Linked DNA regions of Homo sapiens: region 1 is linked to region 2. A link is an interaction called in ENCODE POLR2A ChIA-PET data of the cell type or tissue named here. Cell type or tissue: Panc1. All regions are shown on one strand. Each heading gives the region's core, and the rest is flanking DNA. Links, peaks and the distances in the headings are about the cores only.

Evidence for each region. ChIA-PET counts read pairs that join two places held together with the same protein. Peaks named below come from ENCODE experiments on the same cell type or tissue, not always from the same donor. Only the 100,000 strongest peaks of a DNase experiment are listed, where the experiment ranks them.
Region 1: POLR2A ChIA-PET joins it to region 2 with 6 read pairs; 3 of 35 experiments call an interaction of 5 or more read pairs at or near these places.

Annotation. Positions count from the first base shown.
Region 1 is chr17:81,014,812-81,020,182 of GRCh38, reverse strand. LOC124904078 (a long non-coding RNA gene) reads left to right here. Exons shown (of 2, transcript XR_007065934.1): 1 at 1-1,737; 2 at 1,835-2,214. Among named protein-coding and RNA genes, the nearest start is that of BAIAP2-DT, 17 kb to the left of the region's middle. In Panc1, for the core only: no CTCF peak of the experiment used is centred there; no DNase peak of the experiment used is centred there; H3K4me3 peaks cover 1,114 bases; H3K27ac peaks cover 1,039 bases.
Region 2 is chr17:81,150,752-81,156,122 of GRCh38, reverse strand. The region is part of intron 1 of AATK (apoptosis associated tyrosine kinase); the gene reads left to right. Among named protein-coding and RNA genes, the nearest start is that of PVALEF, 12 kb to the left of the region's middle. In Panc1, for the core only: no CTCF peak of the experiment used is centred there; no DNase peak of the experiment used is centred there.

The DNA.
Region 1 (5,371 bases), core at 264-5,263, 140 kb after region 2:
TAACCTCCAGATCTGTGGCTCCAACCGCCTACCTGACAGTCGCCAAGCAGACCCCCTGCCAGGTCGCAGCCTCGGGCCATGGTCCCTCCGTATCCCCACACATACAGCTGGGAACCTTGGTGTTACCCTTTCTGTTTCCTCTTCCTTCACTCTCCTCCCCTGACCCCCAGCCTAGCCCCCATGTCTTGTCAACTTTGAGCTCCTGAATCTGTCTACCCACCTCCGGGCCCCGGACCCCTCCACCCCGGACCTGGGAAAAGGCCCCTTACCTGATCCCCAGAAGCCCTTGGCCTGTCCAAACCCGTCTCCATACTCAGTGAGGTTTTCCAAGTACAGATCTGACTGAAGTCCCCTGCGGCAGCCCTGTGCTGACATCCATTGCCCCAAGGATAAAGACCTGGGTCCTCAGTCCCTCCACAGCAGCCTGCACCCAAGTCCCCTCGCTGAGCTCCAGCCACTGGCCCCGCTGGGCAGAAGTGACCATGTGATACAGAGCTCCCGCCTCCCCGGAGTGGGGTGAGAATCTAAGATCCCCGCTTCCCCAGGGCTGTGCAAGAGGCTGAACACCTGTGTGGACCTGTCTGCCCTTTGCCCCCACACGCTAGCTGACAGTAAGCCCCCCAGGCAGGCACACAGGAGAAGGATAAAAAAGGAGACCCCCGTGAACTGCTCAGAACAGGCTCAGCCCCAGGGGGCCTCTGCCCCCACCTCCCCACGCTCTATGGTTCTCTCTCCATGAGGTCCAGGGCCTCCCAAGACCTTCAGGTACTAAACAGCCTTTGGTCACTTTGGTCACAGCAGCTTCATTTACTGGGTGATTCTCAGTGTGATAACTGGAACTCGGCCTGACTCACCCAGGATTAAACCTCTCCCGGCTGCCTTGTGCTCAGACCTGCCATGGCAGGAAAACTTGGGGTTTGCAGATTCTTAAATGTTTTGTGTTATAAGCCGGGAGCGGTGCCTCACACCTGTAATCCCAGCACTTTGGGAGGCTGAGGCGGGCGGATCACCTGAGGTCGGGGATTCGAGACCAGCCTGACCAACATGGAGAAACCCCGTCTCTACTAAAAATACAAAATTAGCCAGGCATGGTGGCGCATGCCTGTCATCCCAGCTACTAGGGAGGCTGAGGCAGGAGAATCGATTGAACCTGGGAGGCGGAGGTTGCGGTGAGCCAAGATTGCGCCATTGCACTCCAGCCTGGGCAACAAGAGTGAAACTCCGTCTCAAAAAAAAAAAAAGTTTTGTGTTATATGGATTCCAGTTCTCAGCTGAAAAATCTCCACCTTTTCATCTACTTTCTCCCTTGCTTCCTCCATCTAAACAAAAACGCACAGAGTTCGAACTCTAAACAAAAACTCACAGAGAGTTCAGGGGTTCTCTGCTGCGACTTCCACTCTCTGGCTTTGTGTGCATCCGTTTCCACGGGCTATTTTTCCTCTTGATTTTTGGCCCTGTGGTCTCTGAATGCTGGATGTCATGCGCTGAAGCCTGGAGACTCCAGATCCGGGGTCAGCAAACTGCAGCGGGGGGCAGCCGCCTGCTTTTGTGAACGCAGCGTATTGAAACACACCCATGCCCATTTGTTCACAGATGCTCTGTGGCTGCGTGTGCCCTACAGCAGCACGGTTCAGTAGGCAGAGGCCACTTCTACTACCCGGCTAAGGAAAAGATGGGCAGAGCCTGCTCTGGATGACGCTGTGTTCCAGCCGGCGGAGAGGGTCCCCCATTTCCTCGGTAAGGAGGGTGACCTCCTCGCTCCAATCAGGGACTGAGCTGAGCTGAGGACAAGCTGCCCTTTCGGTGAGCCTATCTCTGTGTTGCTTGTTTCTAGGAACTAATCCTCCAGGAAATTAACAGACAGTTTGCTGTGGACAACTAGAGCCCTCCCCTTCCTTAGCCCTGAGCGAGGTAAACAATTCTGCTCTGCCTTCCGGAAGTTTCAAATTAGCTCTTCAACCAGCGTTTTCACGCAGCTTCCAGTCCTGCCACAGTCTTGAAGAAGAGATCAGCTTTCGCGTCTTCATTCTTGCCAAGATTAGCTGCCCTTCGAATCTCCCGTGTGTCATTAATCCCAGCACGAACAAGCACTTGGGAACTGCGGGCTGCAGATGGTCTGCTTATCCTACGGAACCCTCCTCTTTTGAGGCTTAACCCCTTTAGTCTTTGTTGCTTCTGTAGCTTTCTGATGCCATTAAAGAGATGATTTTTATATTTTTGCCTGGCCTTTCTAGTTCTTAGTGGGAGCCTTGATCTGCTGCACTCCATCCTACTTGGAAGTAGAAGTCTGTTTCCCCATGTTTAAAATGTTAATTTCAGGCCACGCACAGTGGCTCATGCCTATAATCCTAGCACTTTAGGAGGCCAAAGTGGGAGGGTCACTTGAGCCCAGGAGTTCCAGATCAGCCTAGGAAACACGGGGAGACCTCACCTTAAAGAAAAAAAAAAAAAAAAGGCATGCACTGAGCATGGTGGTGCATGCCTGTAGTCTCACTTACTCAGGAGGCCGGGGCAGGAGGATCACTTGAGCCCAGGAGTTTGAGGTTACCATGAGCTATGGTTGCATGACTGCACTCCGGCCTGGGCAACAGAGCAAGACCCTATCTCTAAAAAAATAAAAATAAAATAGGCTGGGTGCAGTGGTTCACATCCATAATCCTAGCACTTTGGCAGGCCAAGGCAGGAAGATCGCTTGAGCCCAGGAGTTCAAGACCAGCCTGGGCAGCATAGTGAGACCCTGTTTCTAAAAAAAGATATTAGCTGGCCATTGTGGCACATACCTGTACTTAGGAGGCTGAGGCCAAAGGATCACGTGTACCCAGGAGTTTGAGGCTGCAGTGAGCTGTGATCATGCCGCTGCACTCAGCCTGGGCAACAGAGGAAGACTCTGTCTCTAAAAATGTAAGTCAATAAAAATAAATAAAATGTTAATTTCAGTTTCCAATTGTTCCTTGCTAGCAAATAGAAATACACATTTCATTTTGTACACTGACCTAGTATTCTGTGATGTTCTAATTTGTTCTAGTAGACTCCTTTGAGATTTTCTATGTAGTCATGCTGTCCACAAATAGAGACAGTTGTGTATTTATTCCTTCCCAATATGTGTTCATTTTATTATTTTCTTGCTTATTACACTGAACGGGGCCTCCAGTATGATGCTGAATAGATGTGGTGACAGCAGACGCCCTTGCCTTGTTTCCTTCCTTATGGGGAAAGCATCCAATCTTTTATCATTAAGTGTGATGTTATCTGTAGGGTTTTTGTGATGCCTTCTGAAAAGTTAAGGAAGTTGTTTTTTATTCATAGTTTGCTAAGAGTTTTTATCACAAACGGATGTTGAATTTTGTCAAATTCTTTTCCTGCATCTATTGAGATATCATAAGATTCTTTTTTTTGTAGTCTGTTGATACGATGAATGATACTGATGTTTGAAGGTTGAACCAACCTTGCATTTCCAGGATAAACCTCATTTTGTTTGTCCCAGAATAAATAGATTACTTCAGGATAAAGACTCATTTTTATATATTGCTGGATTATTTGCTAATAATGAGTTGAGGATTTTGCATCTAGGTTCATATGGGATATTGGTCTGTTTGCTTTTCTTGTAATGGCCTTATGTGGTCTTAGGGTCAAGGTAATGTTGAACTCATAAAAGGAATTGCAAAGTGTTCTCTCCTCTTCTATTTTCTTTAAGAGTTTGTGTAGAATTGGTATTAAGTCTTCCTTAAATGTTTGGTAGCATTTAATAGACATATGACAATTTGGTTTACCTATTTAATCTTGAGTGAACTTTGGCAGTTTGAGTCTTTCAAGGAATTTTCCCATTAAATCTAAATTGTCAAATTTATGAGCATAAAACTGTTTGTAATATTTCATATTTACTTTTTTCTTTCTTTCTTTTTTTTTTTTTTTTTGAGATGGAGTCTCACTCTGTCACCCGGGCTGGAGTACAATGGCGTGATCGTGGCTCACTGCAATCTCCACGTCCTGTGTTCAAGTGATTCTTCTGCCTCAGCCTCCCAAGTAAGTGGGATTACAGGTGTCTGCCACCATGCCCGGCTATTTTTTTTGTATTTTTAGAAGAGATGGCATTTCACTATTTTGGCCAGGCTGGTCTCAAACTCCTGACCTTGTGATCCACCCGCCTCGACCTCCCAAAGTGCTAGGATCACAGGCGTGAGCCACCGTGCCCAGCTGTAATATTTCCTTAATATCTTTTTCATGTCTATAGGGTCTGGGGTGGTGTTCCCACTTTCATTGCTAATGTTGTAATTTGTATCTTCTCTTTTTTTCCTGATCACTCTAGCTTGAAGCTTTTCAAATTTATTGATATTTTCAAATAACCAGTTTTTGCTTTCACTGATTTTTCTCTGATGTTCTGTTTTCATTTCTGCTGATGTCCACTCACTATTGTTTCTTTTCTCCTGCTTGCTTTGGATCTGCTCTTCTTTTTTGAATTAATTAAGGTGAAAGTTTAGCTAACTGATTTCAGACTTTTCTTCTACCTTAACATAAGCATTTAATATTCTAAGTTTTCCTCTAAACACTGTTTTAGCAAGAATCCATAAATGTTAATATGTTTAGTTTTCATTTTCTTTCAGTTAGAAACAGCCTCTAAATTCCCTTGTGATTTTCTATTTAACTCACAGGTTAATTTAATATTTGTGGATTTTCCAGATAGCTCTTTGTTACTGGCTTTTGGATTGATATTATGGTCAGAGAACATGCTTTGTGTGAGTTCAATTCCTTTAAATTAGTTAAGGTTTATTTCATGGTCCAGAACATGATATGTCTTGGTAAATGTCCAATATGCACTTGAATAGAATGTGTATTCTGCTGTTGCTGGGTGGAATGTTCTATAAATGTCAGCTGAGTCAAACCAGTTAACAGTGTTCAGGTGTCCTATATCCTTCATGATTTTCTATTTATTCTCTCAATTACTGAAAGAGGGGCCAGGAACAGTAGACTATGCCTGTAATCGCAGCATTTTGGGAGGCCAAAGCAGGAGGTTCACTTGAACCCAGGAGTTCAAGACCAGCCTGGGTAACATGACAAGAGCCCGTCTCTACAAAAATAAAAAAATTAGTGGCCGGGTGCGGTGGCCCACGCCTGTAATCCCAGCACTTTGGGAGGCCGAGGCGGGCGGATCACGAGGTCAGGAGATCGAGACCATCCTGGCTAACACGGTGAAACCATGTCTCTACTAAAAATACCAAAAATTAGCCGGGTGAGGTGGCGGGCACCTGTAGTCCCAGCTACTCAGGAGGCTGAGGCAGGAGAATGGCGTGAACCCGGGAGGTGGAGCTTGCAGTGAGCCGAGATCACGCCACTGCACTCCAGCCTGGGCGACAGAGCGAGACTCTGTCTCAAA
Region 2 (5,371 bases), core at 89-5,088:
CATAGTAACATACATTGTAACATACATTGTAACATACATTGTAACATAGTAACATACATTATAACATGGTAACATACATTGTTGCGGAAACCCTCAGGCTGCTCAGGTTACATACAGTTATGAGCAGATGAACTGTGCTCATAAATAAATGGGGAGCTCACACCTGTAATCCCAGCACTTTGGGAGGCCGAGGCAAGAGGATTGCTTGAGCCCAGGAGTTCAAGGCCAGCTTGGGCAACACGAGACCGCATCTCTACAAAAAATAAAAAATTAGCCAGGCATGGTGGTACACACCTGTAGCCCCAGCTACTGGGAAGGCTGAAGTGAGATGACTGCTTGAGCCCAGGAGTTCGAGGCTGCAGTGAGCTGTGATGGCACCGCTGCACTCCAGCCTGGGTGACAGAGTGAGACCTTATTAAAAAAAAAAAGAAATATTATAGGTCGGGCGCGCTGGCTCATGCCTGCAATCCCAGCACTTTGGGAGGCCGAGGTGGATGGATCACAAGGTCAGGAGTTCGAGACCAGCCTGGCCAAGATGGTGAAACCCTGTCTGTACTAAAAATACAAAAATTAGCCAGGCATGGTGGCGGGCATCTGTAATCCAGCTGCTCGGGAGGCTGAGGCAGGAGAATCACTTGAATCCGGGAGGCGGAGGTTGCAGTGAGCCAAGATCACGCACTGCACTCCAACTTGGGCGACAGAGTGAGACTGCGTCTCAAAAAATAATAATAATAATAATAATAGGTAAAATGTATTAAAAAGGGAGACATATGAAGCCGTGCTACTATGGTGGGTGAGCATGTGCACCTGGCCACATCACTGCGTTCGTCTGAAATACTGTGACGATGACTTAAGTCTCTTGACAAGATCCGTCAGAAACCTTGATGGTCACCGCCACACGTGCAGTCGCCCACAGAGCCAGGGTCTTGAGAAATTTTATCTTGCCCAAATGCGAATGTACGAACAGGACATCTCTTCATTTTTTGAGGAAGTTCAAGGTTTCCGTGCAGAGCGCAGCGCCGTGGTGATGCACATCCGTGGAGTCAAACACGCAAAAAGTGCAAAGATGAATGAGAACCCTCCAAAGGTCTCCACGCAGTTCACACCTCCAGCACTGGAAATGATTTGGAGATGAAGCACAGAGCACAGCGAGCTGTAAGAAGTAATGCTGACCATTTAAAATAGTGGGAAAGGGCCGAGCGCAGTGGCTCACACCTGTCATCCCAGCAGTTTGGGAGGCCGAGGCAGGCAGATCACCTGAGGTCAGGAGTTTGAGACCAGCCTGGCCAACATGTTGAAACCCCGTCTCTACTAAAAATACAAAAATTAGCCGGGTGTGATGGCGCAAGTCTGTAATCCCAGCTACTTGGGAGGCTGAGGCAGGAGAATTGCTTGAACCTGGGAGGTGGAGGTTGCAGTGAGCCGAGATTGTGCCATTGCACTCCAGCCTGGGCGACAGAGCGAGACTCTGACTCAAAAAATAAGTAAATAAAATAGTAGGAAAGGCTGGGTGTGGTGGTTCACGCCTGTAATTCCAGCACTTTGGGAGGCCAAGGTGGGTGGATCACCTGAGCTCAGGAGTTTGAGACCACCCTGGCCAATATGGTGAAACCCATCTCTACTAAAATCCAAAAATTAGCAGGGCATGGTGGTGGGCGCCTGTAATCCCAGTTACCTGGGAGGCTAAGGCAGGAGAATTGCTTGAACCCGGGAGGCGGAGGTTGCAGTGAGCTGAAATTGTGCCACTGTGCTCCAGCCTGGGTGACAGAGCAAGACTCCATCTCAAAAAAAAAAAAAAAAAAAGAAAGAAAAAACTAAGAAAAAAGAAAATTGGATTTATGAAAAAGGGTATATGGCAGGGCCAGGTGACGGGCAGTTGCACAGAGACAGTCCCTAAGAGCTGGCTGCCTCTCACTACCACATGGTGAGGCTGTGCGTTTCGACGAGTAGCTGCTTTTTTTCTCGTAGGCTGTGGCTCTCCTTGGAGAAGACGCTCACATTCATCTTCTACATGGCACTGCTCTGTTTTGTTTTGTTTTGTTTTTTGAGATGGAGTTTCACTCTTGTTGCCCAGGCTGGAGTGCAGTGATGTGATCTCAGCTCGGCTCACTGCAGCCTCCGCCTCCCAGGTTCAAGCAATTCTCCTGCCTCAGCCTCCTGAGTAGCTGGTATTACAGGTGCCCGCCACCACGCTGGGTTAATTTTTGTATTTTTAGTGGAGACGGGGTTTCACCATGTTGGCCAGGATGGTCTCGAACTCCTGACCTCAGGTGGTCCACCTGCCTCAGCCTCCCAAAGTGCTGGGATTACAGGCGTGAGCTGTCACTGCTCTTTTTGAAATTCTTCTGTGATTCAGCCCGTACTGCATGAGCATTCCTATTAGATTCTCCTGTCTTCTGTGCCACGCTTCTGTGTTGTTTGGGGTACGGGAGGTCCATTGCGCATGGGCCTCATACACAGACCGCAGATTTGGCGGAAATAGTGCTGGTGACGGAGCAACAACACCATCACAAAGCATCCTCTCATCCTGCCATACGCACGAGTATTTTCGAGCCAGTCAGTAACTTCCCCGGCTTCTTAGGGCAAATGCAGCTGTTAATTCCCTGAACGCTCCGGGGTGTCATCAGCTGGGAGGAACACCCACGCAGGCAAATGACGCATCTTTAAACGGAAGTTCCTGTCTCATCTGAATTTTCCGCCCAGTGTGTTGGGCTGAACAGAAAAGACAAACTTTATTGGTGACATCTTCAAATTGACTGTTAGAAGCCTTGATCACACCTAATTCCAAATCTGTCATGGTTTGGGGACTCTATTGAAATCCATTTTCTTCCACAAAGTCCACCACATCTTCAAATAAATGTTGATAAGGTGCTGTACTTTTCCCAGTTGTTAATACAGAAACAAGCCAGGAAAGCTCTGGAATTTCCTAATCCAACAGGGGCATGAATTGTATATAGCTGATAAAAATCAGTGGGGATGGAGGCCAGGTGCGGTGGCTCATGCCTATAATCCCAGCACTTTGGGAGGCCGAGGCAGGCGGATCACCTGAGGTCGGGAGTTCAAGACCAGCCTGGCCAACATGGTGAAACCCTGTCTCTACAAAAATACAAATATTAGCTGAGCGTGGTGGTGGACGCTTGTAATCCTTGCTACTCGGGAGACTGAGGCGAGAGAATCATGTGAACCTGGGAGGCAGAGGTTTCAGTGAACCGAGATCACACCATTGCATTCCATCCTGGGTGACAGAGCGAGACTTGGTCTCAAAAAAAAAAAAAAAATTCAGCAGGGCTGGTTTTGAAGGTGCCATCCATTAGGCAAAGTGAAGCATGCACTGGTTTTCTGTTAGATTTAATACTAAATATTAGAATCCATCTTCTCTGGTGATCAGATCCCCAAGGATAGCTCAGCTCACCGCCGAGTGTGCTTTGTAACAGGAAGGAGTATTGGTGTCAGCAAGCGTCTGTTTCTGAGGTTGCTGACCTGGTTGAATTCTTCTTCTTCTCTGACAAAGGACTTTTGTTGTGGTTTGTTGTTTTCTTGAGACAGGGTTTTGCTCTGTGGCCCAAGCTGGAGTGCACTGGTGCAATGGTGGCTCACTGCAGCCTTGACCTCCTGGGCTTAAGCGATCCTCCCGCCTCAGCCTCCCAACAAGCTGGGACCACAGGTTCGAGTCACACTGCTGGATGATTCTTAAATTTTTGTAGGGACGGGGTCTCATTATGTTGTCCAGGTGGGTGACAAACTCCTGGGCTCAAGTGATCCTCCTGTCTCAACCTCCCAAAGCTCTGGGATTACAGGTGTGAGCCACCACTCCCGGCCAAAGGATTTTTTATTTTTATTTTTTTTGAGACTGAGTCATGCTTTCTTCTCAGGTTGGAGTACGGTGGCACAATCTTGGCTCCCTGCAATCTCTGCCTCCTGGGTTCAAACGATTCTTCTGCCTCAGTCTCCCAAGTAGCTGGGATTACAGGCAAGTGCCACCACGCCCTGCTAATATTTTTTGTATTTTTAGTAGAGATGGGGTTTCACCATGTTGGCCAGGCTGGTCTCGAACTTCCGACCTCAAGTGATCCGCCCACCTCAGCCTCCCAAAGTGCTGGGATGACAGGCGGGAGCCACTGTGCCCGCCCCAAAGGCTGTTTTTTTGAAGGCAAGCGTGGCACTGCCTGTGAGGGGTTGGAAGTCTCACGTGATTGAATAATTTGGTGGGGAGATTTGTATTTTTTGCCTGTGTTTTCACTTCTTCTATGATTAAGTTGACACCCAAATCGAAGGCCACCCTTGTCAGCCTGGCCACCATGTGCATCTCCCTTGAGCACACTTAATTTCCAAATAAAGACAACCTCAGGGTCCCAGCTCTGCCTAACACGATGCAACCCTCTGGTGACTGTGATTTTGGGGATTTTAGATTTCAGGGATTTCAGCATATTCTGGATGATGGTGTTGAGACGGTGTCTTTTGGGATTATGATCCAAGCCCCTCCTTAATCACTCCCAGGGCAGTTCCAGCTCTTGGGGTCAGGGTGTCCTTTGGACACAGCCTTTGTCCTGGGAGGCTGGGGGCAGATGGGCCCAAGTGACCAGCCAGATGGGGGAGGCCGGGCCTCTGAAGAACTGGGTCGCGTGGGGGCCTGGCGTCAGGTGGCCTGCTGCCCCTCGGATGCGTCTGAGCCACAAGTGTGTGCACGCGTCCCCGGCCACGGTCCCCCCAGCCCCAGGAGCCTTGCGTCATAGAAAAGTTAATGCTTGATCCCAGGCACAGGGTCTGTCCTTTCATTTCTGGGGGATGTGGGGGAGGAGGGGTGAGGGGGGAGACAGGAGGGGTCGGTGGGGGAGACAGGTGGGGCTGGGCCTGGGTTCTGTGCAGGTGGGGCTTGGCTGACACCCGGCTTCCGTGTCTCCACCTGGAAAAGTGACTCTGTGTCTCTGCTTAGGAATTCCGTTCCTCAGAATGTTCTGTGTCTGGGCGCCTGTGCAAACCTTTGCAGGGAAATCCTGTTCCCCAGCCCACAAAGTTCTGTCTGCCTCACAGTGGTTCGTAGGGGGGCACAGAGTACCCCTTCCTCCCTTCTCCTGTCCCAGGAACCCCAAGAATCTTACTACTTCAGCCTGCAACTGAGAGGTAGGGGTATTCGTAACAGACAATGGGGACCACTCTGGGCTTCCCAGGGACACTGGCCTGACCCCTGGACATGCTGACTCCCCCAGTACCGTCTGCCCTTGACTCAGCGGCACGCCTGCCAGGGTTGCGCCAGTTCCTTCCTGCACGGGATCCTGTTTGCATCACCAGACGGGGGAAAGGGGACCCTGGTGCCAGGAGGTCCACAGATGCCCTGCCGAGGCCCACCTGCTGGCCACCCAGGCAGAGAGGC